Linked DNA regions of Homo sapiens: region 1 is linked to region 2. The links are chromatin loops, found by intact Hi-C in ENCODE. Cell type or tissue: dorsolateral prefrontal cortex. All regions are shown on one strand. Each heading gives the region's core, and the rest is flanking DNA. Links, peaks and the distances in the headings are about the cores only.

Evidence for each region. A loop is a pair of places that touch in the nucleus more often than their neighbours do. Peaks named below come from ENCODE experiments on the same cell type or tissue, not always from the same donor. Only the 100,000 strongest peaks of a DNase experiment are listed, where the experiment ranks them.
Region 1: a loop joins it to region 2, with 2.5 times the contacts of the local background. A loop is called at or near these places in 2 of 110 quality-filtered maps.

The regions. Positions count from the first base shown.
Region 1 is chr5:127,837,686-127,853,563 of GRCh38, forward strand. All of the region lies in intron 5 of CCDC192 (coiled-coil domain containing 192), which reads left to right. Among named protein-coding and RNA genes, the nearest start is that of CCDC192, 140 kb to the left of the region's middle. In dorsolateral prefrontal cortex, for the core only: CTCF peaks have their summits at 7,139 and 7,342; a DNase peak (open chromatin) is centred at 7,056; H3K4me3 peaks cover 664 bases; H3K27ac peaks cover 2,373 bases.
Region 2 is chr5:128,185,083-128,200,960 of GRCh38, forward strand. SLC12A2 (solute carrier family 12 member 2) reads left to right here. Exons shown (of 27, transcript NM_001046.3): 27 at 1,414-4,595. The coding sequence ends at 1,549. Among named protein-coding and RNA genes, the nearest start is that of SLC12A2, 110 kb to the left of the region's middle. RefSeq lists an enhancer at 13,163-13,542. In dorsolateral prefrontal cortex, for the core only: no CTCF peak of the experiment used is centred there; no DNase peak of the experiment used is centred there; H3K27ac peaks cover 472 bases.

The DNA.
Region 1 (15,878 bases), core at 5,370-9,369, 350 kb before region 2:
GAATAAGAATTAGACCAGATTCTGGCTAATTCAGTGGCTCACACCTGTAATCCCAGCACTTTGGGAGGTCGAAGTGGGCAGATCATGAGGTCGGGAGATGGAGACCATCCTGGCCAACATGGTGAAACCTCATCTCTAGTAAAATACAAAAAATTAGCCAGGCATGGTGGTGCACGCCTGTAGTCCCAGCTACTCAGGAGGCTGAGGCAAGGGAATTGCTTGAACCCAGGAGGCGGAGGTTGCAGTGAGCTGAGATTGCACCACTGCACTCCAGCACTCCAGCCTGGTGATAGAGCAAGACTCCATCTCAAAAAAAGAAAAGAATTAGGCCAGATTCCATAACATAGATTCTGAAATGTGAACTCTCTATTAAGTATTGGTTATGCAAAGAGACGTTATCTACCCAATTCTCAACCCCGCATGGGTAAGCAATCCTGTTCAGTCTTCTTTCATCTCCCTGACTCCTACAATGCCTTCAAACTTTGCCTCACTTTGTAGCCTCTGGGAAAGCAAGAAGCCTAGTTTCTACAGCACCTAGCACAATGTCACATATAGTTGGCGTGAGTATTAATAAGGACATAACAAGAATAATGTATTTTTGTTTCACTTAGAGAAAATTATAGTCATGGTCACTTAAAGAGTTCTAAATTGTTCAACTGAAAATGGAAAGATGTTATTAAAGACTTTTAATTGGTGATACTGAGAAAATAATACCTCTTCGTCTTCAGGGGACATTAATTTTCAAGATGCATTTTAATTATATTAGTAAACATGTATGTACTCAGGAAATAAAAGCCACAATTGACAGTGTTTATTTTCTGAAGGTGGAATAGGTACAGAATGTCTTTCTCAGGATAGGTGGATGGGTTGTCAAGAATGTGCAGTCTTCCCATGGTCTCTCTTAAAACTTCCTTTTCTTAGGTCCACTGAAACCTTTTTTAAAGACTGAGTTCTGCTACGATGGTTACTTGTACATTTCACCTCCTTGTTGCCAGTACTGAGAAGAGGTGAAAAAGAAAATGAGGCTCAGAAGATCAAGAGCGCTAAAAATGTACACATCAGATTGCCTAGACCCCAATTTCCATATTCACTCTTCCTGTGTATCCCACACTCTCTCCTCAACACTGTGAAAGCAGCATCCTGTGTGTAGTCTGTACTTCAGTGGTGTGACCAGAACTGGTAGGCAGCAAAGACTGTCGCTGGGGTGACTCAGCCTCAAACACACTGACAGCCTGGGCCTCTTCCCGTGAGATTACATCCCCTCCCAAGGAGGCTGAACAATGCCAAGTAGCAGCTCCACAGGAAGCTGTTATTCTCTTTAGGTAAATGGTTTTCACCTGAACCCTGGATTTTTCAGACACTTAAGACATACAGGTCTTCCTCCATATGGAAGGTATACACTCTTAATTCTCTTGATAAACTGAGAAAGGCCTGATAACTTAAAAATAAGTATAAACAGTTCTTGGAATGCTAAGGCAATAATAAGGCTACCTATTACAAGTGCTTAAGGTGAAAAACTGGAAACAAACTAAGTGTTAAATTACAGTACAACTCCACAAGAGGAAGTAGATGACCATTCAAAGTCATGTTATCACAGAACATATAATAGCAAGGGGAAATGGTCATCATTCAGTGTTAAGTGAAAAGAGAGGAATACATAACCACATCACTACAAATGTTATATGTATTAGTATGCTACAAATGTTATAAAGTATGTTTTAATGTACATAAGAAAACAAAAGCCAGGAAGAAAATATACCAAAATGTTAGCAATAGTAATCTTAGTAGAATTTCAGGTGATTTATAATTCTTTCTTAAATTTTCTATTTTTAAAGTTTTTATAATGAATACAGGTCAACTTTTAAATCACAAAATAAAAATAATCATTGGTTTTTAAAATAATAAATTTGAATATTTTTATAAAGATATAATTATGGAGAAAAGTGGCAAGTACCATTACACAACATTGCAGGGAAGTGGTCAAGGGACTGGGCTCTGGAATGACTGTACAGCCTCGTGACCTTAGGTTAACTTCTCTGAGCTGTGTATCCTTGCCGATTGAATAGGGATACTGTATTTCATCACACTAAGAGTCTATGGATTGTAAGATATATATATATATATGATCCTTTTATGTACAAATAAGAGTTTTTAAAAATACTGCCAATACTCCATCTTAAGGCAAATTCTTATTTCAGAGATTTGAAAAAAAATGCATCAGAGCCTCAAAGAACTATGGTAATATTTGCACCTACTTCATAAAGTTTCATGAGAATTAAATAAAACAATCTATGTAAAGTTCTCAGAAGAGCATATGACACTTAATAAACACTTAACAAATGTGAGCCATTATTGCAGACTCACTTAGGATGGCTAGCAAAGACCCTGAGGGTGAAGGTTGATGTTTCAATTTGAGAGGTCTGAGGGTGGCTGTCATGAAAACCTGAAGCCAGAGTCCCCTACCCTTGCTGGCTAGGAATGAGAGCCACAAGTAGAAAATACAGCCATTGTTTTAGAAAGCAACATTACATAGGATTCTTGGACTTGACATTCTTAAATAACTGGGTAAGAAGTTAAATGTATAAGGCTGAGAAAGAAAAAGAGGAAGTGAAGAAAGTTTGAGGTTGGCTTAAGTTTTATAATCGTCAAATTATCTCTGTATCCCTAATATTTATTGAGTAACCACAGGACACACAGAGCCCTGTAGTTGCATGGGTGGAGTAGAAATAAAGCTTCAAAGAAAAAAAGCACATTTGCAGTCTTTTTTCTTAGAACATTCCAAACAAGTAAACAAAATAAAGACATACATATAGGAAAACATGCAATGTATGTGCCTATAATGGTATACATAAATGTCAATAGAACAGAATAAAGACAAGTACAAAAATGAAGGTGTGGTAAAATTATTTTATTAAATTATTAATTAATTTATTAAATTGTTAAATTATTTCACATTTTTTTGAGCTGCAGTAAGACTCCAGGAAGTTAAGCACTTTTTGAAAAAGACCTATTACGACTAAATGTAAAATATTCATCATTATCTAGGTTTAAGAGCAAGACTAGTGAAAGAGAAAGAGTTACTAGAAGCAATAAAAAGCAATACGTTTCATCATATTGCTCACTTAAGGGTTAAATCTATCATGTTTTTAATTACTCACATATAAAGTTTCTACCAAATATTTACCATGTGGGTTTTTAAGTTTGATGAATGTAAAAGCACTGGCACAGGCTTCAGCTAGGAAGTGAAGTAAAAATGTTGACCAAGTGGGAGAAATCTGGCAAAACAAGTCAACCAGAACCCTGACCTTTGAGCCTTTTCAGGTTTTGTATAGAACAAATCTTGTATAGAAATAAGATGTGACCTGGAAATGGTCCCAAAAATTGAAATACTTTACAGTGCCAGGAACAACATCATGTCAAACAAAGAGGAAAAGGAACTGTTAGCAGAAAGACATTTCTTCAGTTTGTATGTGCCCTTAAGAGGCAAATTAGTATTAGGATGTGGAGCAACAGTATAGTGGAGTCCGAAATACACTTTTAGCTTATGGTGAATTTTGAGGCTCAAGAGAACAAAGCACATAATTTCGGAGTATATTATAACCTGGAAGAGCTGAGCCCTTCAGATTTGTCCTCTGAGTTCCCAAAGTGCATTACTTTCTCTCAGGGGAAAGATTCATCAATGTGCACCAGATGGGGTTGAAGGGAATGACTGATGTTCAACATTTTGTGTGGGTGTTGATTTGCAAACAAGGAGTGATTTTTTAAACTAGCATCTGTGTTTGCCAATTTTTTTTTAATCTTGGTTTTCATTTTAGAACACAATCTTTCAAGTTTTCATAAAATGGTAGATTTCTTTGAATACTAGAATGAAAGAGGCTTCATCTGTCTCCTAGTCTGCATTATTCCATGTAACCCCTCTGGAGCAAGAAAGGCATGTTGAGGTCCTGGAGTGGGGAGGCCCTGTGGTCCATGCTGAGCTGCTTCTTAACATATACTCACCCTTGACTACACTGTCTTAGAACAAACGGAGTTGTCCAACGTGTGTATGGGTGGCTCCCATGGTCATGAGCCATGACCCAAGCCTTGGGTCACCAGCCCAACGAGTGATCAGTAAGCATGCCTTGGTATGGGGGCAGTTTTAATGTTTGGACCAGAGGGAACAGCTCTTGTTTCTACAGGGGCCAGGCAGGTTGTGTAAATGAGTTCAGTGAAGCTGCAGTGAAAAATCCACTGAGCAAGTGCAATGATGAATGTTGACTATTGCTTGGCCTCAATGAGGACAGAAAAGGGAGTGACAGAGGCTGTGTTGACCCAGAGAAGACAGGCTCTGTTTTAAAGGGGGAGCCACCACTTAGCTCCCATTGCTTTTTGTAAGGAAAATGGGCGGAGGTGCCAGCTCCTCTGAATTTTCTAGCAGGGCTGGCTTCAAGGGCATGCATTCCCTGCAGTGCCCCAGGGCCAGCACTCAGAAGGACCCACACCTGGTTTGATGCTCTGCTATCCCCATCTTGAAATTCTTTTTTATTATTAGTATTTTTAATTTTTCTAGAGACAGGTCTCACTTTGCGGCTTAGCTTGGAGTACAGCAGTACTATCATAGCTCACTGCTAACTCAACTTCCTGTTTTCAAGGGATCCTCCTAGGAGCCTCAGCCTCGAAGTAGCTGGGATGACAGGTGTGAACCACCATGCCCAGCTAATATTTAAATTGTTTGTAAAGATGTGGTCTTGCCATCTTCCCCAGGCTGATCTTGACATCCTGGGCTCAAGCAATCCTCCCACCTTGGCCTTCCAAAGTGCTGGGATTACAGGCATGAGCTACTGTGCCCGGCCAAAATTCTTAATAATTTTTGAACAAAAGGTACCTGGACTTTTCATTTTGCACTGGATTTCAAAAGCGATGTAGCCAGTCCTACTTTCAAAAGCAGTTATACATGTGTAATTTTCTACAAAATATTCCAATTTTTAAATATTGGCAACTAATTGAAACTTTTGAAATGTAGTGAATGCTACACATCTGCAAGCTAACTGGTCTAGAGTTGGCCAACATGTTCACCCCTCTAGATTGCCTCAATGATTATACTAGAATCTTAGAACTCAGAGCTATGATGTCTTAGATGCAACCTGGCTAATCCCCTAATTCTCTGGATGAGGAAACAATCAAAAGAAATGAAAATGGAAATAGAGACTGTCACAACTTCCACTATACAGGGCCTGTTGGGAGCAGCCTTCCTGGACATACTGCCTATGGCGAAAAGTGCAAGGAATTGGAGTTTCATGGCATCTGTGATAGTGTACACTTTCTGCTTCATCACCTTAATTTCCTGGGCTGTATTTTAGTCAAGTTTTTTTTTTTTTTTTTTTTTTTGAGATGGAGTCTTGCTCAGTTGCCCAGGCTGGAGTGCAGTGGCACGATCTTGGCTCACTGCAAGCTCTGCCTCCTGGATTCTCACCATTCTTCTGCCTCAGCCTCCCGAGTAGCTGGGATTACAGGTGCCCGCCACCATGCCCGGCTAATTTTTTTTTTGTATTTTTAGTAGAGACGAGGTTTCACCATGTTACCCCGGATGGTCTCGATCTCCTGACCTCGTAATCCACCCGCCTCAGCCTCCCAAAGTGCTGGGATTACAGGCGTGAGCCATCGCAGCCAGCCAAAAGTTTTTTTTTTAATCTCTTAGTGACTTCAATTTTTTGCCAGGGATTTAAGCCGTTGTTGATTTTATTATCATTTACACAGTAATTATCCAAGAATAACTCTTTTTTTTTTTTTTGAGACGGAATCTTGCTCAGTCGCCCAGGCTGGAGTGCAGTGGTGTGATCTTGGCTTACTACAACCTCTACCTCCCGGGTTCAAGTGCTTCTCCTGCCTCAGCCTCCCGAGTAGCTGGTATTACAGGCATGCACTACCATGCCTGGCTAACTTTTGTATTTTTAGTAAAGACGGGATTTCCTCATATTGGCCGGGCTGGTCTCGAACTCCTGACCTCAGGTGATCCGCCTGCCTGGCCCTCCCAAAGTGCTAGAATTATAGGCATGAGCCACCTCGCCCAGCCCCAAGAATAACTCTTGACTTAGCCAGAGGCAAGAAATACATTACCAGATCCTACCCAAGGTCTGCAGGTTTTCATGTAGGCGATTTCTTTCTTTTCCCCTTCCTTCATGCCATCAGCTTTGATAACATTCTATGTGATGTAAGAAGGGAAAAAAGTAGCTTAAACAAATGTAAAACCATATTCTAGTTTAACTGTTTTAATCTTCTTTATATTAGCACATTAGAAAGGTGTGCATTCCTGGGTTATCAGACATTATATGGACCAGCTATTTTTATAGATTTTAATTTGTGTTGAACCCATCCCTATAAAAAACGTAAAATAAACAACATCATCCCTTTTCAAGAGTCTGCCAGTGTATATTTCTTTGCCTTTATGGCCCCATTTTTGTGTCTTTCTTCTTGCCCTGTTCCATGGCATCTCATAAGACAGGAAAAATCTTGCAAGCCATCAGTAATTGAATATGTGCTTTGACAGATCCTGCAGCAGGCAATGAATACATTTCTCATAGTGAAAATTTATACCTGAAGCTGTGCTAGCTTAATCATTTCATCCCTGTTTGCCTCAAAGTCTAATTTTCAAAGTAGATTAAACTTGTTAATGAGGCAACAGGATTTAGAGACAATTTAGTTGAAAGATATTGTGATGGGTAAGACAGGTGATTTCAGAAATGGATTTGACAAAGACTACAAAGCCAACCATCACAATAACAGAGCTGAGTAGAATAGAGCCCGAGTTCTAGACAGATTCAGGGTTTGGTTTAACTTAAGCAATTTTTCTTTGGTATGCTCACCCCTGCCTTGTGAGGGTGTCTGCTCCTGCCCAGGTCACTCTGAGCGACCCGGTGAATCTTTCTCATCCAGCACTAGGCTGGATTTCCCTCTAGCAGAGACAAAGGGTGAGGAGACAGGGCTGTGTGGCGGATGAGTGAGATATTTTGGGGACGCAGCAGGATGTGGATGGTGTGGCTGCTCTTTGTGCATTCACAGTGGCAGCCTGCCGAGCAGCCCAGCCAACAGTGCCCTGTCTTTGCTCTTTTGTTGTTTCGTACCATGTGGTGCCAGCAATATTCTGGCAGCTGACACCGTCAGCAGGTGTCCCTAAAATACCAAGAAACCCTGGGAAGACAGGAGGAGGAAATAATGTCTGAAGCCTCACAGGGCCTTGTGCCACCATTTCAGCGGAATTGACTTTTGTTATTTGTTTATTATTTTTTAAACCAAAGGGCGCCACCCTTCTCTTTGTGGTTCTTTGAAGATAGCAAGATTGCACTGCTAGTCTCTGTTCTTAAGAAGGGTCATGTGTGGAAGAACAAATAACCCTGAGATACTAAGAAGGAGCTGGATGGACTTGAAAAAGCAGCATTTGGAATAAAACTAGTAAATACCACCATCTAAGAAAAGCAAGAAAGATGCAGTTTTTATTTTAATAAATGGCTGTTATTAGCCAAGAAGCCATGTTCTTGCCTCCATGTCAGTCATGGAGACTGGAGCTGTCTGGAGGAGAGTCAGGGAGTGAGTTGGGATGCTGCTAGTAGGAATAGTGAGAGTGGGCCGCCCTTTCAAGACATGTGGCCACGAATGAGAGCACAGGGTGAGAGCTTGAGGGGCATGTGCACTAAGAAGGTGGTTCTTTTGTTGATTTGTTTGTATGAAAGGAAAGTCTTAAGCATATTTATAGCTGTGAATAGTACTGAGGAGAGAGTTGAAGTAATAGGACGAGGAAACCACATGGGACAGACTTGACCGAGCTCAGGGAGGTGGCATTTGAGATCATTTTGCAAGCCCCTTAGTGAACAAATAAGACAAGTGAGGCTCAGAGGAAAAACAAACAAACAAACACAGTTTACTGATTTATCTGAAAAATTTGTCATCAAGCAAATCATTTCAAGGTATTTGCTAGTTTCCCATGTGAATTTTGTCATAAATGAAGATTCTATTGCGAGCAAGACCTTGGGTTTAAATAGATGATAGACAGAAACAACAGAATGCAATTTTAAAAAAAAAGCTATAACTCTTACTTTAGCATGAAAAAATTATGCTGAGTCAAGAGGGACATGTATGTGCTATACATATTAATGGTCCCTCACTGTACCCAAGGAGTAAGATATCATTCCTGTGTATCATAAATTTGTCCTGAAATTAATATTCTAACTACTTTCAGTAGAATGTAACCTTTATAAAAGCCAGCACTTTGTCTTTCCTGCAATGGTCTCCCTTGAATCTAGAATAGGGCCTAGATAAGTAGCATTCAATAATAAAAGAATATTTGTTTGGCCGGGCTTGGTGGCTCACTCCTGTAATCCCAGCACTTTGGCAGGCTGAGGCAGGTGGATCATGAGGTCAGGAGTTCGAGACCAGCCTGGCCAACATGGTGAAACCCCATCTCTATTAAAAATACAAAAATTAGCCAGTGGTGGTGGTGCGTGCCTGTAGTCCCAGCTACTCGGGAGGCTAAGGCAGAAGAATTCCTTGAACCCGGGAGGCGGAGGTTGCAGTGAGCCAAGATCGTGCCACTGCACTCCAGCCTGGGCGACAGAGCAAGACTCGGTCTCAAAAAAAAAAAAAAAAAATTGTTAAATGAATGAATACATGAAACAAGGCTGAATCTTCTCCTTGACCTCTTACAGGCATCTAAATGTTAAAACTGGACTTATTTTGCACCCGTTTTCACCCCACACACCCCTTACGCCCACAAAAGCATATTATCTTTCTTTGTAGTGCCTATTTTATTTTGTTTTTATTTTTATTTTGAGAAGGAGTTTCACTCTTGTCACCTAGGCTGGCATGCAATGGCAGGATTTCGGCTCACCACAACCTCCACCTCCCAGGTTCAAGCGATTCTCATGCCTCAGCCTCCCGAGCAGCTGGGATTACAGGCGCTCACCACCACGCCCGGTTAATTTTTGTATTTCTAGTAGAAACAGGGTTTCATCATGTTGGCCAGGCTAGTCTCGAACTCCTGGCCTCAAGTGATCCACCCACCTCAGCCTCCAAAACTGCTGGGATTACTGGCGTGAGCCACCGCGCTTGGCCATAGTGCCTATTTTAATTAAAGATGTTTCCATTCACCTAGTCAATAAAGCAAAAAAAAAAAAAAAAAAAAAAAAAACAGGGAAACATCAGTGATTCCTCCCTTGTCCCCATTTCTAGAACTAATGGGTTCCCACATTCTGTCAATTCTACCTTGGAAAAAGGTCGATTAATATTTTCCCTGCTCAGCATTTCCACAGTCCCCCTCTTGTGCAGGCCTTCATCATCTCTCAACTGGTCCCGTGTTTATTTTCATCATCAAACCAGTGTTATTTCCAAATGTCCATCCAATGGTTAAAAGTATGACTCATGATTTTCTACAGAACAAATTTCCATGGTGCTACCTTTAAGAGTTTGCACAATCTAATCTCTTGCTATGCTTTGTGTTTCATTACTTTCCCCCATGCACTTTTGCCCATTCAAGGTGGACCCATACTTTCACAGTCTCATGCCATTTCTCATGCTGTTTCCTCTGTTTAGAATATCCTTGCCTCCTAGCCATCTGATAAAATCAAAATTATTTTTCACATTTTTCCTCCATTATTAACTCATCTTCCAAGAAGCTTCTTCCCTTGAAATTCACATAGTGAATAGTCCGTTATATTTTTGCTGCTGACAGTATTTCTTTTAAAGACCAATCTACTTTCAAAAGATATAGAACTTTATGACAGAAGGTGAAAACAGCCAATTTAATGTTTAAACCCAGTATGTCCATATTTAATGGACATAAAATATAAACAGATAAGATGTTTGACTTCCCTCATAACTAAAGTAAGTCAAAATAGCTATATGTCATTTTGTACGTTTCTGATTGGCAAAATATAAAAGTTTTATTTAAAAAACAGGACTGGTTCAAGATCAGCCTGACCAACATGGTGAAACTCCGTCTCTACTAAAAATACAAAAATTACCAGGCGTGGTGGCAGGCACCTGTAATCCCAGCTACTCAGAAGGCTGAGGCAGGAGAATCCACTTGAACCTGGAAGGTGGAGGTTGCGGTGAGCCAAGTTTGCACCACTGCACTCCAGCCTGGGCAACAGAGTGAGACTCCATCTTAAATAAATAAATAAATAAATAAATAAATAAATACATAAATAAATGCTCACTGCAACCTCCACCTCCTGGATTCAAGCGATTCTACTGCCTCAGCTTCCCGAACAGTTGGGATTACTGGTGCCCACCACCACACCCAGCTAATTTTTGTATTTTCAGTAGAGACAGGATTTCACCATGTTGGCCAGCCTGGTCTTCAAACTCCTGACCTCAAGTGATTCGCCTGCCTCAGCCTCCCAAAGTGCTGGGATTACAGTGATTTTTTTTTTAATCTCTATGTTTGGTGACCAAACTCCTGAGTGGCTACAGTTTTCTTATCATTACTGCTCCTAAGCATGGTCCTGGTTCTCTCTTATGGTTGCAGTCTGTGAAGCATTTCTGTGTCCTCCTGGAGTCAGTGCCATAGTAAACCCTTCACGTGGTCACACAGGCTCAGTCTTTTTATTCAGAGGGTCATAAAACAACTTCACAACAAATGGAACACAGAGGGATTTAGCCATTGCCCAACTTGAGAGTGAACTTGGAACTTCCTCCTTCCCTGGGCCTGTTTGCATTTCTGTACTTTTATTTTCTTGGTCTGAGTTTACCTGATATCCATTGGCTATCCAATTCCTGACCTTACTTCTAGCCTTCATATTTTCTTCCTGGAGAGCCTGGGTAACTTTCCTTATTGAAGCCAGTCCAACAATAGCAATTAAAAGCTCAGGCCGGATAACTCTTCAGGGATTCAAAACCCATCTCTGCCACTTACTAGATGTGACTTCTCACCTAAACTCTGCCACTCACCTTGGCCTATCTTCTGTGCCTTAGTTTCCTCTACTGCAAAATAAAAAGGCTAATAAGAGTCTCTACCACATAAAATTCTTATCGTGTTCTTATGAGTTAATATATGTAAAGTGCTTAGAATAGTATCTGGCATGCAGAAAGTACTGAATAAGAATTAGCTATCATTATTACTTCAGAGACACTTAGGTCGTTCTGGGGAGAAAAGGCAGTATCCATTATTTAAATTTGAAAAGACACTAGTTATGTAAATTTTACATTGAAGATAAACTATATAAAAGGAGCAGTTTGCCACCTACTCAGAAAGAAAGGCTTCTGTGTAAACTTTAGAAATCCTGTCTATATAGCCAGGTGTGGTGGCTCGTACCTGTAATCCCAGCATTTTGGGAGGCTGAGGCGGGCAGATCACTTGAAGTCAAGAGTTTGAGGCCAGCCTGGCCAATGTAGTGAAACCCCATCTCTACTAAAAATACAAAAATTAGCAGGGCGTGGTGACAGGTGCCTATAATCTCAGCTACTCGGGAGGCTGAGGTGGGAGAATCAATTGAACCCAAGAGGCAGAGGTTGCAGTGAGCTGAGGTCGCATGCCACTGCACTCCAGCCTAGGCGAAAGAGTGAGACTCTGTCTCAAAAATAAATAAATAAATAAAAGGACATTGAATTTACTTGAAATTAGTAAGCCTAGACTGCCTTATTCTCCCCAGTTCTACAGCCAGGATTCCCACCTCCTCAGCACTCTCAGCTTAGCAGCCCACAAGCCACAGGGGATAGAGGCTGACTTCAACTGGCCACTCTGATCTAGGATGATCTCCAGAGGTCTGTCCAGCTTGGCTCACCTCTGTTCAAGAGAATGTCTGCAAGATAGCCTCAGGAATTCCAGAATATAGAAAGAGTTGGCTCTCCTGGGACAAAAGAGTGATTTCGTCGGCCCTGAGAGAACCTTCCTCCACTGCCTACAAGTACCTAAATACCATCATTAGAGATTCATATTTTTGGCCTTAGGCTCCTAAAGCCTGTAAAAGGAAATGAAATGTTGCCAAATGAGTAATTTATACTTGACTTAGGTTAGAGATTTGTAAGGCTCATAAAGAGGTGGAGAGAGATACAAGACCAAGGAAGCAGAAACAAATCTTCAACTTCTCAGTAATACCTTTTCCTAAAGCCAGTCCTGTTTCCTAAACTAAATCAAGACTTACAGCTCAGGATCCAGCCTGAGAAAATTTTTTTGTGAAGAAGAATCTCTCAGGATAGGACTCAGAAAATCCAAATAAGACCTTTCAAGTCTTTAGTGAAAACAAGATCAATTGCATTTATTATACCTACCAGACTTCTGTACTTACTCAGATCCACACTTGGAGAATTACAACAACAAAAGAAATAAAAGAGGGTTTATCTGCTTTTTCTGATAACATCTGCTAACTGACTGTAAAGCAATAGTAGTTTATGCCTTTAAGGCTGGTTGTAAAATAAAGGCCGTAGGGATTATAGAGCTTGGGATCAGTGCTGCCGCCTGAATCTGTCGCTTCTTTGCATGTGGTTTCATGATCACACTTAATCCCCTTATCTCTGGCAGGTGTAGAGCCACCAGGAACATCGCATATATTTGGACAAGGGCACCCAGCTCAGGGGCAAGTGGGGACTAAAATTCAGCTACATTCTGCTGGTCTAACTGAGCTCCTTGACTCAGGAAAGGATCCCCCCAGAGAAAGAGTAATTTTTAAAAATTCTCTTAAAGGTACTCCCAGGGCTAATGCACTAGAATGCATCTATCTCAATGGGCATCTTTTGCTGATTCTCACAAAGGTACTCCATGGTGTGCAGTAGGCATCTTGGTGGATATTTTAGCTTCCCAGAATTTGGAACCCCTTACCTATAACAAGGAAATTCTCCATTCTATAGGTCTTCAAGGAAAGCAGAGCCCACCGTATAAGCAGGCCAACGTCCCTTGCAGCCTGGATGAAAGAATATGATCAGTCAGATGTACATTCCCTGCACTGAGAGTTGAGAGTTTGAGATGCACAGGAAAGGGCAGGGAGAATTCCTTGGGGCACTAGCAAATTTCGGTTTCCAAAGCAGCAGAGGGCCAGGTGCGGTGGCTCAAGCCTGTAATCCCAGCAATTTGGGAGGCCGAGGCAGGCAAATCACCTGAGTTTAGGAGTTCAAGACCAGCTTGGCCAACATGGTGAAACCCTATATCTACTAAAAATACAAAAATTAGCCAGGCATGGTGGCAGGCGCCGGTAATCCCAGCCACTCCGGAGGCTGAGGCAGAAGAATCGCTTGAACCCGTGAGGTGGAGGTTGCGGTGAGCTGAGGCCACACCACTGCACTCCAGCCTGGGCGACAGAGAGAGACTCCATCTTGAAAAACAACAACAACAACAAACAAACAAAGCATCAGAAGCAGAGGTTGCAGAAGCAACAAGAAGCACCTGTCCCTGGTGCCACCATGGAGGCTTTGCAATCTGGGCCACCTGAGACTAGTTCTGCTGCAGGATTGGGTGCTTGTCCTGGCTTCTGCAAATCTCCCTTGTCTTTGGCCTGTTTTCTGATCTCATTCTCCAAATTTCTCAGCAGTAAATTATTTTTATTAAATTGGTGTCTATGATTTACAACTAAGAACCCTGAGCAGGGATTAGGAAATTATTCTAAAATGTTATCAGACAGGCCAATTCAGCTTCCTACCACCATGCAAACCTGTGTACCTACTTCTTCGAGACCAACATTCACCTAGCTTTTGGTCAAGTCCTCTCCCACTATCTCAGGAATCTTGGAATATCAACTATTTATGATATTTAATATCAACTATTCATATATCAACTATCCATGTCTTTCTTGTTTTTTTGGTTATTGCTGTTGTTGTTTTGTTTTTTTGAGATGGAGTCTCGCTCTGTCACCCAAGCTGGAGTGCAGTGGCATGATCTCAGCTCACTGCAACCTCCACCTCCCAGGTTCAAGCGATTCTTCTGCCTCAGCTTCCTGAGTAGGTGGAATTACAGGTGCACGCCACCACACCTGGCTAATTTTTGCATTTTTAGTAGAGACAGGATTTCACCATGTTGGTCAGGCTGGTCTCGAACTCCTGACCTCGTGATCTGCCCGCCTCGGCCTCCCAAAGTGCTGGGATTACAGGCGTGAACCACTGTGCCTGGCCTCTTTCTTGTATTTTTAAATTTCCCTTTTAACTAGATTCTTCCTGTCAACACTTGAACATGGTTACATCCCTCCCAGTTAAGAAAAATGACTTACATTGAGCCCACACATCTGTCTAGCTATTGCTCTGTCTCAGAGTTTACCAACTGGTTTGCCAGAATACTGTGTGTTCCAAGAATGGGTTGTAGGTGTTCTGTGATATATTGAGGGTTGTAAATATTTATGGTAATGAAAAATTAAACCAGTTTTATAACCATTCAAAATTTAACAGTTAAAATTAAATGTGAACACTAGTTTTATGGTCCCCTCTCTGCTGAAGTCAATAATTCTTATTTTGTGCTCAAAATGTTTTCCACGATACCAACCCCAGAGAGCAAACACTACTGCCTATCACACGTGCCTCCTCTCCTTGACTTCCCCTTCAATTATTCTCGTCAGTCTGGCTTAGTCACAGTTCATCCTGTTGAAGGTATATGTAAAATAGTGCTTGATTTTGCATTTAATTGAATTTACTCACATTTTCACAATTATTTTCTTTACGCATAAAGCATATGTTTGATTATTACCTTGTTTTTACATGATAGACAGGAGAAAAGGTGGGTGTAGCCCTTAAGGGGAGTACCTGTTCAGCCTGTGGAAGAGAGGCCTCTGCAGTGTTTTCTCACATGGGGGAAGTATTGGCTGTTATGTGAAACACACAGTCACATTTACACACTCTGAGGGGTCAGGATAGCCTTCAGAGCCACAAACTTCTGTGGCATTCACCCAGATATCTCCATCTCACGTTTCGGGGTCCCAGGTTGTCCCAACCAGAGCCTCGGCTGAGCCCTCTGTTGTCTTTGAAGCTTAGCAACCCTGACTATAAAACTCTGAGTTTGCTCCTCACTGCAGCTATTCTCCCATAACAGGAGGGAGAGACACTTTGTAAGCTACTAAAGATGCCTGGTGGTCCTCACACTTAGTTCTTAACTGTTTGGCAACTATCATCAGTTACCCATTATTCTCTTTAGGCTTCATCACAGCAAGCCAGTTCATTGTTTTCAAATGCTGCTATCCCTGGCCGGGTGCGGTGGCTCACACCTGTAATCCCAGCACTCTGGGAGGCCGAGGCGGGCAGATGGTCAGGAGATAGAGACCATCCTGGCTAACACAGTGAAACCCCGTCTCTACTGAAAAATACAAAAAATTAGCCGGGTGTGGTGGCGGGTGCCTGTAGTCCCAGCTACTCAGGAGGCTGAGGCAGGAGAAAGGTGTGAACCCAGGAGGCGGAGCTTGCAGTGAGCTGAGATCGTGCCACTGCACTCCAGCCTGGGCAACAGAGCAAGACTGTCTCAGAAAAAAAAAATTCTGCTATCCCCATGCTGAAAGAGTCTGAATCTTTGCACCAACCCAGATGTTTACTGTCCACCAGAATATTCTACCAAGTTAACACCAGTGGAAGTTTCAGCAACTGGACTACCACCTCATTCCAGGGACTATCTATGCCCCATATGCTACCCAGAATGGGATCCTCAGTATCCCTTAGAAACATTATTTTCCATATGTATAATAATTCAAAAATGTTAAAATTCTTCCCTTTCTCAAACACATACCCCTTTCTGAACCAAGCACTCTTAACAAGTTGTCTATGCTTCCTGACTACATTTGCTAAATTCAGCCACCTTTTTTTAATTTCACAATTTTTATAGATAATACATTCCTAGTGTACAACATTCAAAGCATCAAAAGCACCTGGAGGCTGGGCGTGGTGGCTCATGCCTGTAATCCCAAAACTTTGGGAGGTTGATTCGGGCAGATCACCTGAAGTCA
Region 2 (15,878 bases), core at 7,957-11,956:
TATATTGGAACCTTTTGTTTACCCTTCTTCTCACCTTTTTAAAATTCCTTATCTTTGTAAACACTACAGCATAGCCGTTAAGCACGTGTGGATAGGAGGGTCCTACGTTAAAATTTGGGCCCCGGACAGCTTCCTCTTGAAAATAATTCAAAAAATGTTATTTGGCAGATTAAACTTGAATAGTGATTCCTATCTGGATCCCCATTCTTATGTTTCCAACACGCAAATTTTACATACAGACACATTGTCCTTGAGTTAAATATGATACTAAATGCCTACTTTGGCTCTTCCTCTACTGAACTAGGTTAGCTATTCTTTGAACCCACATTTTCTGAGTTCTGGAACATGTGTCCTTAGATAGGAAAGCTCAGGCCTCTCCCCCACAAAAAAAGCCAAGTAATGAAAAAAACTACCAAAAGATTGTTAGTTTAACAACATTCAATAAATCAAAAAGTTTCAAGTTTTGCTGATGATAATCAAATACCTGTAAATGGAAAAGACACCAAAACATAGAAATTTAGAGAAAAACTATACAGCAATTGGTCACTGCTGCCACCATCCATAAATAGAAATTAAAACTAAGAGAAGATAAAAATTGCATTTATCCATATATAGCTTCTGTTTTCTAAATTTTGATAGTAAACATACCTTTCACCTAAAAGAATTCTATTCTTATTAAAGAAGGGGAAACCTAGGATTTAGTGTTAGATATCAGAGGTACTGTGGTTTATAGAAATACTTACTGTTCTTATGAACAAATTTTGAAAAATCTTTTGTTGAAAGATTATAGTCTTTTATATATGCATATATGATGGTGGTACCATAAGATTATAATACCATATGTTAAGCTGGGCATGGTGGTGTGCACCTGTAGTCTCAGCTACTTGGGAGACTGAGGTGGGAGGATTGCTTGAGATCTGGAGTTTTGGAGTTTTGAGTCCAGCCTGGGCAATGTATTAAGACCCCATCTCTCTTAAAAAAATATATATATATTTTTACTGTATCTTTTCTGTATTTAGATATGCAAATGCTTACCATCGTGTTACAGTTGCCTATAGTATTCACTACAGTAACGTACTATACAGGTTTGTAGCTTAGGAGCAACAGGCTGTGTCATATAGCCTAGATGTGTAGTAGGCTATACCATCTAGGTTTGTGTAAGTACTCCTGTGATGTTTTCACGAGGGCAAAATTGCCTGACAGTAAGTTCTGAGAAATGCGTCTCCATCGCTAAGCAACACAACTGTGGTTGTTATTCTATTTGCAGAATTCTCCTGCACTCAGAAATATTCTGTAATTATAGTAATTTACAGTAACTGTTATTGTAATCTACTTTATAATTTTTGCTACATTTTATTCTGTAAATGCATTGCTCAGGGTTTTTTTTTTTTCTTTTTCTCTTTTTGATACCAGGAGTCTCCCAGTTGCACGAAAAGGTGCTGTGTCTAGTGCTCTCTACATGGCATGGTTAGAAGCTCTATCTAAGGACCTACCACCAATCCTCCTAGTTCGTGGGAATCATCAGAGTGTCCTTACCTTCTATTCATAAATGTTCTATACAGTGGACAGCCCTCCAGAATGGTACTTCAGTGCCTAGTGTAGTAACTGAAATCTTCAATGACACATTAACATCACAATGGCGAATGGTGACTTTTCTTTCACGATTTCATTAATTTGAAAGCACACAGGAAAGTTGCTCCATTGATAACGTGTATGGAGACTTCGGTTTTAGTCAATTCCATATCTCAATCTTAATGGTGATTCTTCTCTGTTGAACTGAAGTTTGTGAGAGTAGTTTTCCTTTGCTACTTGAATAGCAATAAAAGCGTGTTAACTTTTTGATTGATGAAAGAAGTACAAAAAGCCTTTAGCCTTGAGGTGCCTTCTGAAATTAACCAAATTTCATCCATATATCCTCTTTTATAAACTTATAGAATGTCAAACTTTGCCTTCAACTGTTTTTATTTCTAGTCTCTTCCACTTTAAAACAAAATGAACACTGCTTGTCTTCTTCCATTGACCATTTAGTGTTGAGTACTGTATGTGTTTTGTTAATTCTATAAAGGTATCTGTTAGATATTAAAGGTGAGAATTAGGGCAGGTTAATCAAAAATGGGGAAGGGGAAATGGTAACCAAAAAGTAACCCCATGGTAAGGTTTATATGAGTATATGTGAATATAGAGCTAGGAAAAAAAGCCCCCCCAAATACCTTTTTAACCCCTCTGATTGGCTATTATTACTATATTTATTATTATTTATTGAAACCTTAGGGAAGATTGAAGATTCATCCCATACTTCTATATACCATGCTTAAAAATCACGTCATTCTTTAAACAAAAATACTCAAGATCATTTATATTTATTTGGAGAGAAAACTGTCCTAATTTAGAATTTCCCTCAAATCTGAGGGACTTTTAAGAAATGCTAACAGATTTTTCTGGAGGAAATTTAGACAAAACAATGTCATTTAGTAGAATATTTCAGTATTTAAGTGGAATTTCAGTATACTGTACTATCCTTTATAAGTCATTAAAATAATGTTTCATCAAATGGTTAAATGGACCACTGGTTTCTTAGAGAAATGTTTTTAGGCTTAATTCATTCAATTGTCAAGTACACTTAGTCTTAATACACTCAGGTTTGAACAGATTATTCTGAATATTAAAATTTAATCCATTCTTAATATTTTAAAACTTTTGTTAAGAAAAACTGCCAGTTTGTGCTTTTGAAATGTCTGTTTTGACATCATAGTCTAGTAAAATTTTGACAGTGCATATGTACTGTTACTAAAAGCTTTATATGAAATTATTAATGTGAAGTTTTTCATTTATAATTCAAGGAAGGATTTCCTGAAAACATTTCAAGGGATTTATGTCTACATATTTGTGTGTGTGTGTGTATATATATGTAATATGCATACACAGATGCATATGTGTATATATAATGAAATTTATGTTGCTGGTATTTTGCATTTTAAAGTGATCAAGATTCATTAGGCAAACTTTGGTTTAAGTAAACATATGTTCAAAATCAGATTAACAGATACAGGTTTCATAGAGAACAAAGGTGATCATTTGAAGGGCATGCTGTAATTTCACACAATTTTCCAGTTCAAAAATGGAGAATACTTCGCCTAAAATACTGTTAAGTGGGTTAATTGATACAAGTTTCTGTGGTGGAAAATTTATGCAGGTTTTCACGAATCCTTTTTTTTTTTTTTTTTTTTTTTTGAGACGGAGTCTTGCTCTGTTGCCACGCTGGAATGCAGTAACGTGATCTTGGCTCACTGCGACCTCCACCTCCCCAGTTCAAGCGATTCTCCTGCCTCAGCCTCCCTAGTAGCTGGGACTACGGGTGCACGCCACCATGCCCAGCTAATTTTTGTATTTTGAGTAGAGACAGGGTTTCACCGTGTTGGCTAGGATGGTGTCTATCTCTTGACCTTGTGATCCACCCGCCTCAGCCTCCCAGAGTGCTGGGATTACAGGTGCGAGCCACTGCGCCTGGCTGGTTTTCATGAATCTTGATAGACATCTATAACGTTATTATTTTCAGTGGTGTGCAGCATTTTTGCTTCATGAGTATGACCTAGGTATAGAGATCTGATAACTTGAATTCAGAATATTAAGAAAATGAAGTAACTGATTTTCTAAAAAAAAAAAAAAAAAAAATTTCTACATTATAACTCACAGCATTGTTCCATTGCAGGTTTTGCAATGTTTGGGGGTAAAGACAGTAGAAATATTATTCAGTAAACAATAATGTGTGAACTTTTAAGATGGATAATAGGGCATGGACTGAGTGCTGCTATCTTGAAATGTGCACAGGTACACTTACCTTTTTTTTTTTTTTTTTTAAGTTTTTCCCATTCAGGAAAACAACATTGTGATCTGTACTACAGGAACCAAATGTCATGCGTCATACATGTGGGTATAAAGTACATAAAATATATCTAACTATTCATAATGTGGGGTGGGTAATACTGTCTGTGAAATAATGTAAGAAGCTTTTCACTTAAAAAAAATGCATTACTTTCACTTAACACTAGACACCAGGTCGAAAATTTTCAAGGTTATAGTACTTATTTCAACAATTCTTAGAGATGCTAGCTAGTGTTGAAGCTAAAAATAGCTTTATTTATGCTGAATTGTGATTTTTTTATGCCAAATTTTTTTTAGTTCTAATCATTGATGATAGCTTGGAAATAAATAATTATGCCATGGCATTTGACAGTTCATTATTCCTATAAGAATTAAATTGAGTTTAGAGAGAATGGTGGTGTTGAGCTGATTATTAACAGTTACTGAAATCAAATATTTATTTGTTACATTATTCCATTTGTATTTTAGGTTTCCTTTTACATTCTTTTTATATGCATTCTGACATTACATATTTTTTAAGACTATGGAAATAATTTAAAGATTTAAGCTCTGGTGGATGATTATCTGCTAAGTAAGTCTGAAAATGTAATATTTTGATAATACTGTAATATACCTGTCACACAAATGCTTTTCTAATGTTTTAACCTTGAGTATTGCAGTTGCTGCTTTGTACAGAGGTTACTGCAATAAAGGAAGTGGATTCATTAAACCTATTTAATGTCCATTCTTATATCTGTTTAATAAGTCTTTGCCAGCTTTGTGGTTTTATCTCATTTCGATAACTATTGCTTCATTCATTTCTGAATTTTTAAAATAGCTTTTACCTTAATATTCACGCCCTGGAAAAGTCGTTCACTATTCTTAAACCTTTGCAATAATCACTGTTGATGCTCACAGTATGACTGAACCATCTGAGATGCAGCTCATTATGGTATTTTTTTAAGTGACCTAGCTTTTCTAATTCTGCTTTATCTTTGGGCCAGATCTCTCATTTGTGAATGAGGAAACTGGAAGATTAAAAGCGATTCATAGTCCCTGAATATAATCTGATTCTTTCCTTCCAAAGATTTTTGTCTAAGCTCATTTAGAGTTTTAGAAAGCATTTTCATTTTCTCATTTGAATATGACTGTAGGTGTGTATATATGCAGGACAGCTATTTCTTTTACTCTTGAGAAAGCAGCTTGGAGCAGTTTAGGGAGTTTTCCAAGGTCATGGGGTAAATCAAGGAAGGATATTGGTCTAGAGCCCAGGTCTTTTATCCCCAGGAATTTCTTTATTATGCATTCACTGCTGGCTGATCCATAAGATAGATGGCTGGGATAGATTGGTCATTTCCAGATTGGTCATTTCCAAATTACTTACACCTGTCCGCCCAGTAAATGTGTGTTCAGGTAAGGCAAATTATAGTTAGAAATATAGGTTGGCTACAGGCTGCCTTTAATAGGTTTGAAACAAAATGTAAATATCCATTTTTTGATTTGTCATCTTCCTTATTCTCAAGCCACTATTCAGGCCAGTTTACTCACTTATTTGGAAAGCTAAAAGAGAATTTGAAGGCAACTATGTATGTGACATTTTCTAATATCAGACCATCCAACAGTTTTTAAAACAGGAACATCATTCACCTTTGAGCCAGCAGGCTTTTGTTGTTCACTCACCAGGAAGAAAAGATAAATCCATTTGATATGCTTCCCTCTTTATGTTTATGTACCTATAGGAAGTTTGTAGGTCCAGAGGAAATAGATGGTAGTTTAATGTTTAACTTTTGGGGAAAAGATGGTACAAGTTCTAGGATATGCTCAATAGAAAGTACTATTTAGTTTCTCTAGTTCAGATAATAAATACAACATGTTGGTGGGTTAACCAACTTGACATATTTTTTTTGGTAGTAGTCGAATACCTAAGGATCTAAGTCTCATTGTCCTGTATGGAATCTGGTGGCAATGGTGATGGACCTGTTTTACCTATATGATGGGCATTTAACATGGTCTGTTAAATGATAGCATTAAGAACCTCAGCCCATTTTTTTCCCTCCTTAAATCTACCTTTTAATTTTTTCTTAGACAAGGTAAAAGTTTGAAACTATTAGGGAAAATGTGAATGCCTCTGCATTTGTCCCCTCCTGCTGTGCAGCCTTCCTTGTGGCTGCTGTCCTCACAGATCAGGAACTCATTCCCCAAAATGATAGTGTATTGGTAACACATATCCTTTGTTCCACGATTCTAGGATATGAATACAAACTACCAGTGTATTCTACCCAAAGCTACAAATGAAAATAAGCTTACTTTTTTGATCCACAAAACAGGATCAGGATCCATTGGTATTGAATGCCAAAATCTGACTCAATACTTGTCAGAATTTTGTTAGAATACTACCGAAGCTTTTGAGGTAGAGAATTGTGGAGGTTTCATCCTGGAAGAGTTAACTTCGTCTTAAGAAAGCAAGCAATTTATAGGGTGACTTTATATCCAGCTATTATATCTCTAAGATATACTAAAAAAGACAGTTTTAAAATTAAGTAGGCACTGTTCATATTTATTTATATAAGGTACATATAAAGGTGTATAACTACTAAAAGATACTACATTTGCTCTTTTACATTCTAAATTAAGCTTCAGTTGAGCCATTTTTTCAAGGAAGTCACAATTTGAAAAGGAGCAATCTATAGGCATGCATTTGGATAACCAGAAAGTCACAGATTATTTTTAAGTTTACAACATTTTTGCTTAAGCCATGAAAACTATCCTCTGAGTTCCTAAGAAATGTTACTATTTAAGAAATTTAGAAGATGACAAGGACAGTTTGGGAAGGAGGTGGCTGGTGACAGTGAGATGAAAAATTATGCTCCAAGAAAAGGTTTATGAATTGCAAAATATGTGCCTTTAAGTCTTAGTGTCATATTTCCTTTTGGGAAATAGTGAACTGTGAAGAAGTTAGTTTTTTTCTGAATTTTTAAATCTGTTGACACAACCAGCACCTTCTGTTAGCTACACGGTGCCAGTCTCAGAGCTATAATAATCTACATCTTTCAGGTAGTCTGTTTTCTCTGTGGTCTTTCCATCAGTAAAGACTATCCATTGCTTACTGTCCATGCCCTTGTGAGTTTAGTAGTATTAACATAAATTTCGCACTTGGGTTTTTTCAGAAAATTGGTAAGGAAGCACAGGTATATTTTGTATTGAAACATTGATTAGAACAGTGGTTCCCAAACTTTAGTGTGCCTCAGAATCAATGGCAGGGCTTGTTAACACATACTTTAGTCCTGCCACATAATCTCTAAGTGAAATTCTTCACGTAGGCTACTTCTCAATATAACCTCCCTTCTTTACACTTCCTTTTGTCCTTTCTTTCATGGTATACATGTAACTTCCATCTCCCCTTAACACCAGCTGTGAATTCAAATGATTATCTCCTTTCCAAATTGCTCAGTGTTTCCCTTTTATATTAGGTCTTTGTCAGTGGCAAGAACAGAACCCAAAGGTGGGTAACAGAAAAAGGAAGCCATAGAAGGCAGCTGAGCTTAGGGACTTCAGTGAGTGTAAGCAGGGACTTGGAACGGGGTCCTTAGGGCTCATCTTTCCTTCTCTGGTTTGCCTTTCTAAGCGTGACAGTTCTTCACATAGACTGTCATCATGTAGTGTGCTCTGTGGCTTCTGAGAAAACCATACTCAGTCCTGGTGGCTTAACAACAGCTGCAGTAAAAAGGTGGTGTCTCCTCATAAGCTTTGGCAGAAAAGACTAGGGAAGGGTCCCAATGGGCTCAGTTTGGGAAATGTGATCCCCCCAATTCAGCCATGCCATTGATTAGACATGAATCTTGTGCCCACTTGACTTGAAGTAGATTCTCCATTTAAAACAGATTTTATTATTGAAAAAAAAGGAGGCCAGGCATGGTGGCTCACGCCTGTAATCTCACTATGTGAGGCTGAGGCGGGAGTATCGGTGGAACCAGGATTTCAATACTGGCCTTGGCAACATAGTGAGATCCTGTATCTACAAAAAAATAATTAACCCGGGCATGGTGGTACATTCCTGTAGACCCAGCCACTCAGGAGGTGGATCACTTGAGCCCAGGAATTCAAGGCTGCAATGAGCTATGATTCTGCCACCACACTCAAGCCTAGGCAACAGTGAGAACACGTCTCTAAAAAAATTAAAGGGAGGTTGGGAAAACCAAACCAATAGATACCACTGGGAGTGACCTAAAGAATAGTGCTGACCCACATTTAACTAAAAATCAGAGAAAATCTAGGTCATCTGCTTCCTTCGGAGTCTCTAGTTATAGGGACATGTCTTAGTCCAGAATATTTATGATGATCAAATCCAGATGTGGCTGCTCATGATCCAGCAACCTATGATTGGCTAAATGATATTTTTACCCCTAATATACCTTACAATGACTGATATTTATTGAAGGCCTCTGTGTACCAGATAAATGAAATGTTTTGCCCTCATTTAATCCTCACAAGTGTGAGGTAGACTCTGTAATCCCCATTTCTCAGATGAGATAACAGGAGTGAATCCAGGTCACATAGTGCAAAGCCTCAGTCCAGATTCAGGGAATATCGCTGATCCCTGTGCTCTTAACCACTCAGCTGGACTGCTTACATATAGTTACGGAGAGAAAATAGGAGAGTCACTGTAAGAACACTCATTTGGAAATGGGGAGAAGAGGAAGCCCTGGCCTTAAAGTGGGTTCCATGGTGAGTCACTGCTTCCCCAGGTTCTCCTCTGTGATCATCAGCTTACCCATTGTCTTCCATGGCTGCATGTAAGGATTCCCATTCTGGGGGCGCACGTTTGCTGTAGGCTGAGGGGTCTGAGGACTACTCTAGAGAAGTCTCAAAAGCTTGTTGCCAGGCTAGAGGTTTCTGTGGCAACACCCTTAACTAGCCAGCTACTTGTTGATCTGACTTTGGGTATTGTAGGACTGGTGAGCAATTCCAGCAACCTTGGAAATCTGATCCTTGATCTGAACTCTGCTCTTTTTTTTTTTCTCTTAGCACCAACACAGCCTATTTTCTAGTTCTCAGTTTACTGGCTGCAATGGTCTGGCAGAGATTCTCTTTCCTGCTCCAATACTTTATGATGGTCATAATGCCTCCTGTGGAATTGCAATTTAGGCAAAGTCACATTCTAAAGTCATCACAGGAAGTCATCATTGCACTTGAAAATCACTTACCACTTCCAAACCACACAGTTCTGTTTCTCAATGAGTCTAGTACAGTTAGGTTTTCCTTCCATTATTTCTTAAGTTGTGTACCAGCTGAAACAGCTGGCTTGCAGTTAGGACAATGTTGTTCAAATATTACATAAATACTAGGATCCCACAGTGAGGGAGCCAACACCAGTGGCAGGAATGACAGGTTCATCTCATACCACTTTTTTCTTCATGACAAACGGAATGATTGGAGTTTTTTGTTTGTTTGTTTGTTTGTTTTTTGAGACAGAATCTTGCTCTGTCGCCCAGGCTGGAGTGCAGTGGCGTGATCTCGGCTCACTGCAAGCTCCACCTCCCAGGTTCACACCACTCTCCTGCCTCAGCCTCCCAAGTAGCTGGGACTACAGGCGCCTGCCACCACGCCCGGCTTTTTTTTTTTTTTTTTTTTTGTAATAACTGGAGTATTTTGTCATTGCCTTCTTAGTTACCACCACCACCACCACTCTCCAACAGAACGTGTATAATTCAGTCCAATACATGCATGTTGCAACTCCACCAGATTGCTTTTGCCCAGAAGGGTATGCATAAGAGGAGGGGCTTAGAAGGGGATGATCAGGGGTCTCCTGGTTCTCAGGCTCCTCCCGATCCCCATCGCGTCCATGGTTTTAGAATCTACCCTTTGCTCCTGTGGATCAAGACTGAGAGTTGGGATTTTTAAATGCTGAGAGGGCTTTGATTGTTTAATCTCATCCAGTCATGTTTGCTAGCTGCGGAAGAGCGAGTTTCTTTTAGCAAAATCACCTGTTGTCTCCTTTCTACTTTCACAAGGGCCAGCCTAGCTAGAAGTTTAACCATTTCTTACAGAAAACTTGGTGAAATCTCCAGAAATAGCCAAGTGCATGTCAAGCTATCATGTTCCAAAAGTTTAAAACATAAGTATACAAATAGAGTAAATAAGTCAAAGATTATGTTCAACTCATTGGTCAGAGAACCAATAGGCAAAAGTGGTTCAAAGGAGAATGAAAGGAATAGGATGTATGTCTTCACCAGGAAAAGCATTTTTAAATGTTTGCTGAATTAGAGACAGATCCTAACCTGTGGAGTTATCTTTTATACTAGACAGACAATATTTACGTATCTAGCAGATGAGGTCTACAGTAAAACATGTAACTTCTTAGAGTCTAAGCCCTTAATAGTAAGTAGTGAAGTCAAAAATGGATACATTTCCCTAGAGCAGTGGTTCCTAAAGTGTGACATGGGAACTTCATGGGGTTCTGCAAAGTCAAAACTACTTTCATTATAATGTTAAGATGTTAGTTGCCTTTTTCACTCATTCTCTGCCAAGCGTACAGTGGTGTCTTCCAGAAGTTAGTTGACATGTGGTAACCTCATTGCTTCAATGGCTAATGGAATCTATGAAGCTATGAGAATCTGGCTGTCTTCTACTAAGCCAAATGTTGAAGAGATTTGAAAACATGCAGAGCAATGCCTATCTTCTTACTAATCATTTTTGGAAAATATAGTTATTTTCTTTTTAAAAAGTTATTTGTATTTACATGCAATGGATTTATTACTATTTGTGATGACTAAACTTTTTAAGAATTTCTATTTTCATATCTAAAAATAGATGGTATATCAGTCCACCCCGGACCAATCACCTAGGTCGGGGATAGGGTACTGTGTCCACCCGAACACACCAAGTGGGGAAAGGACAGTTCCTCAAAGAGTAAAAGGTGCTCTTCTGGCTTCATCTTTTGTTGTAAGAGCTAGGCCATAAAACCACCGTAAGGACTGATGAAGATTGTAGGGGTTAACAATAAGTTTATTCTTGTTAAGTTGCAGAGCTGGGGTGTGGAGGGGTTGAGGGAGAACAGTGGTAGAGGATACTTTGTTTTCTCTCCCTTGCCATGTCACGAAATGACTTAAGAATCTTTTATCAACACTTTGTTAGTAGGAAAGGCAAAAGTCTATCAAGACCAAGATAAACTAGGCTACCCTTGGGGTCAACCAGGCTACCCTTAAAATACATAACTGAGTTTATTCCTAGTAGTATTTAAGATGACAGCCACAGGCTCTGAAGCCAGACTGCCCAAATTCTAATCATCTTCTTGTCATTTGCAAATGAACTTTTCTTGGCCTCAGTGTCCATATCTGTAAAATGGGAATATAGTTTTCTTACTGATCATTATAAGGTTTAAGTAAGACAATTTATTGAAGAGGTTTAGAACTGTGCCTGGTACATAACGTTTATATTGTCCACTATAATGATAATGTTGAAACAAGACTGCTGTATTTATCGTTTAGTTATAAGGTTTACATTTGCTTTTATTGCATGAATTGGGTAGCTTGCTACCTTTTCTTTGACATTCTTCATTGTATATCTAGAAATAAGAGTCATCAGATGAATAATAATACAACCTGTCAAATAGTCATTTCTTGATTGGATTTCTGTTCCCTGGAGGCCACATTCTCTTGGATTTATCACTTCCATTAATTTTCTCAGGTGTCATGGCTGAAGAAACCAAAGCAGAGAAGCAGTGCTCTAACTGTCCCCTTATTAGAAATAATGACCTAAATCACGTGGAATATGTATTTTTCTCATAATCTCAGAAAAGTACTTAGATATGAATCTATGAAGATACTCGTTGGTTTCCAAGAGGTTCCACTGTCTTGCAAATAGCAGTTTGTGGATAAAGGAAAAGTCATGCTCGTATCTCCAAGAGGCTTAACTATTCCAAAACATCAAAGTAACTCTTCTGTTTCTAAAACCATGCCACAAAATTAGCTCATTGGCAGGAAGCTGCATGTGAAGCTCAGATTGCACACAGAGCTGACGTGTTCTGTTAGATGAACTTGTACTGGAGCAGCTGATAAACAAGAAATATCCCTTGAACTTCTAAAAAAGTGATGAGGTAAAAAGTCAGCAGCTTAGTTCAGTGAGTGGAAGATTGTTTTCTGCTTACTACAGGAGACCGTGCTTTTTTCAGAGAAGTTAAGAAGTTGAGCATAAAAATACCAGAAGGCCCAACTGTGAGAGACAAGAGAAGTGTTGATGTAGCTTTCCAGAGAGATTGTGGATTCCTGAAGCTGACTCTGCAGCTCCCTATGAGCACAGACACTTCCCTTGGCCCCCCTGAGCCTTGCTGCTCAACTCTAGGATGAGGATACTACGATCCCCTTCAGAAGTGTTATGAGATTTCAGTAAGTCAAAATATGTAAACTGGCTGGCGTATAGTGTTAATTGCTATGAACTCTTTTCTCCCCCTTTCTCCTGAATTAGAAAACAGCGCTCAACCAATCCAGACACCTTGCAGAACTCCTCCCTTCTGCTCACTGCTCAGGTGCAATTCATCACCCTATCCTATTGACATTTTTCTCAACATCTTTAATCTTCCTACCTTTCACCGGCCCTTTTTCCATGACATCAGTTCAGGGTTCCAACACTGAGACCGACCATGTCAGGCCTGCCCTAAGCCTAATATGATGGAAAGAAACAGAGTCCAGAGTCCAGCCAGGGAAGAGGTGGGCTCTTTTTGCTGATTCAAATAATGCATCTGGGCATTATTCAAAGTCTTCCCTCCACCTCCAGAGAGGGGACCCTCCTCCCCTGAATACGACAGCTGCATCCACAAGAAATTTGGTTACGTCTATCATTTTTACACTGTGCCTCCCTGCTAGTTTCTTTGCTAGCTCTTCAGCAGACCCAAGCAGTGGCCAGTTAAACTGAATCCAAATCATCATTCTGGCCCTCTAACTTAGACTGGGACTTTGTTGATTAGCCAAGATCAGTTGTGTTTTTCTCGCACATTATTGCAAAAGGTTTCTAATCTGTCTTCTTGCCTTCTGTTATACCTGTCTCTATACTAAAGCCAGGGTGAAGTTCAAAAGACAGATTTGATCTTATCGCTTTTCTGCTTAAAACCATTCCTTGGCTGCATTCCAAGTTCTTCAGCAACTTCTGAGCCCTTCACGCCTCTCTCTAGGTTCATTTTCAGCCACCACTTGCCATGCCTGGAGCTCTATACTCCAGTCAGACTAACCATTGGCACAGTGGGCTCTTTTGCTTCCAGGCAGTGGAACATGCCATTCTCTCTGGCTGGCCTTTGACTTTCCTCCTTGTCATGAACTCATAATTTTACATTGCTGCAGCATCTACTTTGACTGAAACTTAAACTCTTTCATACCAGAAGCAGGGCTCAGTCACCCTTGACAGAGTTTCCAGTTCTACACTTCCTCCCAGTTCCTCAACCTGGTCAATCCAGATATCTGCCTGATAATGGTTTGGCTGTGTCCCCACCCAAATCTCATCTTGAATTGTAGCTCCCATAATTTTCATGTGTTGTGGGAGGGACACAGTGGGAGATAATTGAATCATGGGGGCGGTTCCCCCATACTGTTCTCATGGTAGTGAATAAGACTCACGAGATCTGATGATTTTATAAGGGGAAACCCCTTTCACTTGGCTCTCATTCTCTCTTGACTGCCACCATGTAAGACATGTCTTTCACCTTCTACCATGATTGTGAGGCCTCCCCAGCCATGTGGAACTGTGGGTCCATTAAACCTCTTTTTCTTTATAAATTATCCAGTCTCAAGTATGTCTTTATCAGCAGCATGAAAATGGACTTATACATTGCCTTATACAACTGCCTCCTGGTGACCACCTCCCTATGGGACCACCTCCCAATGCAGCCTACTTGAATCACCTTACTGACCCACGTACCTAACATGGACTGTGCAGATATGCCATAGTGACCAGTCCCAGTGTGACTGCATGAGACATGGACCTGCTTGCTCCAAACCCACCAAGTAGAATTACCCACGGGAAACTGGGTAATGCCCTGGTCCCCAGTAAAGGCTTTAGTCCCACAGGTTCTCTCTCTCTTGCTCCCCACTCCTTGGTTGAGTGCATGTGTCCTGGACAGCTCTTCTCATCCCACTGGCCCTGTGAGGCAAGGCGTGCTGCCCTCTTCTCTCTGGGTCTGTAGGTAATGCACTGCTTTTGTTATTTAATGTGTTTGTTGCACTGCCTCCTCTGTGTCTCACCCCACGGACACAGTCGAACCTAACTCTTCTCCCCGTCAGAGCTCTCCTACAGAGTGGCTATCTTGGTAAGAATGCACTGGACACAGGTCAGACAAGAGCCACAAGGGTGTCTGCCAATATAAACAAGTTTCCTGTGAGAGGGACACCTGGTCATGAGTCAGACACTTAGGCATGAGGCCATTGACCAGGGTAAAGTAGTATCCCATGAAAGGCACACTGTAAATACTCATGACCGCCTTTCCTGTAGCCCCATCAGGGCAGGACTAGAATTTATAACCCCTCTCCAGGGAGAGCCCTCCAGACCAGATTAGAGGAAAGTACAGCACTCTTCAAGAAGCAGCTCAGAAAGACCTCCTCCAGGAAGTTTTCTCTGATGCCACAGGTCTGGATTAGGGTCCCTCTCTGCTGTGCCCCTCTGTGCTCACCAGCTTGGCCGTTTCATGTCCTCACTATGCTGGTGTCACCTGGTAACACACTTGAGTTACCTGGTTTTGTTCTGTGGTCTACACCAATCTGGGAGCTCCTTAGGGGTAGTAACCTTAGACAAGGCTTGCAACATAATCAGCAATTAATATTAATGTCTGAGTCAATGAATAAGTGAATGAATGAAGCAAAGAACTGGTTTGGTTTCTCTTATGAACACTATGGGTTGTGTAATAATTTTGTTTCCCACTTATTCATCACTGATGAGGGAAGGACTACCAAGAGATTATGGCAGATATTTAAGGTATTAGGTGAACCCATGGATCCCACTCCTACATGCTGTTGCTTCACTGATAACTGTAGTATAGTATCAGTACATTTGTAGAACTAAAGGGGAGTGCCAAAATATTTTAAAAATAAATGAATTTATCACTGTGAAAAAGCCAAATGAACCTCTGCTATTAATGCCTTATCTTGTCAAGTGTCTAAGGACTGTGTGACTCAAAAACCCATGCTTTTTAAACATTATGAATTGGGAAACTGCAGTTATTACTTGTGACTTTTTCCAACTAGCAAAGTCTTACTGTTTCCTGATGACACAGCTCAAAAGTCACCTTCTCTGTAAAACTCCTGTGACATCCCATCACCACACTCCTCCTGTAGCCCTTCCACCTGATCTGTTGGACGATCCCACTGTCATTTATTTGATTTCCCCATTAGATTGAGTAACTGACAATCACTTTCATACCTCTAGTGGCTTATCTTATTTGTGAGCAGCTTGGAGTTTTCAATACAGGATTTACTTCATGAAGGGATGAATGAAAAGATTAAATCTATAAAGGGGGAAGGCTGCTGGTGACAGGGGAATAGCTCAAAGGGGTTATAGGCATGGAGCATTATTAGGATTGGAGCTTTTTGGAACGTGTGACTTGGTTGAGTGTTCTAGTTGTAACAACTACACACTAATATGATTTGCATGGCATGTTTCATGTATGCTTGAATTCTTGAGACCTAACTTATAATAACCATTATTTCATTATTTCCTTCATGCTAAGGATTAAGGTTAATGATGATTTGAAGAGAGGATCATTTATTAAAGTGCTTATTGATTCAGTGAATACTTACTGATTATCTAGGGCAGGGCAACACCATGTGTAGTGGCCCTGGAGCTCCTGCGGACCCTGGCTCAGGAAGGTGGTGGGGGCTTGGTTTGAAATGCTTAAGTCAAGGAAAAAAAGAGAGGTAGTGTTTAGTTAGGTGTCTAAGTATTTGCTTAAGGAACTGGCCACCTGCTTGTCCAAGTTCAGGCTGTTATCTTAACTGCCCTTTAAATGCTTCTAGGTTGCTTTTATTCTTTGAGGATTA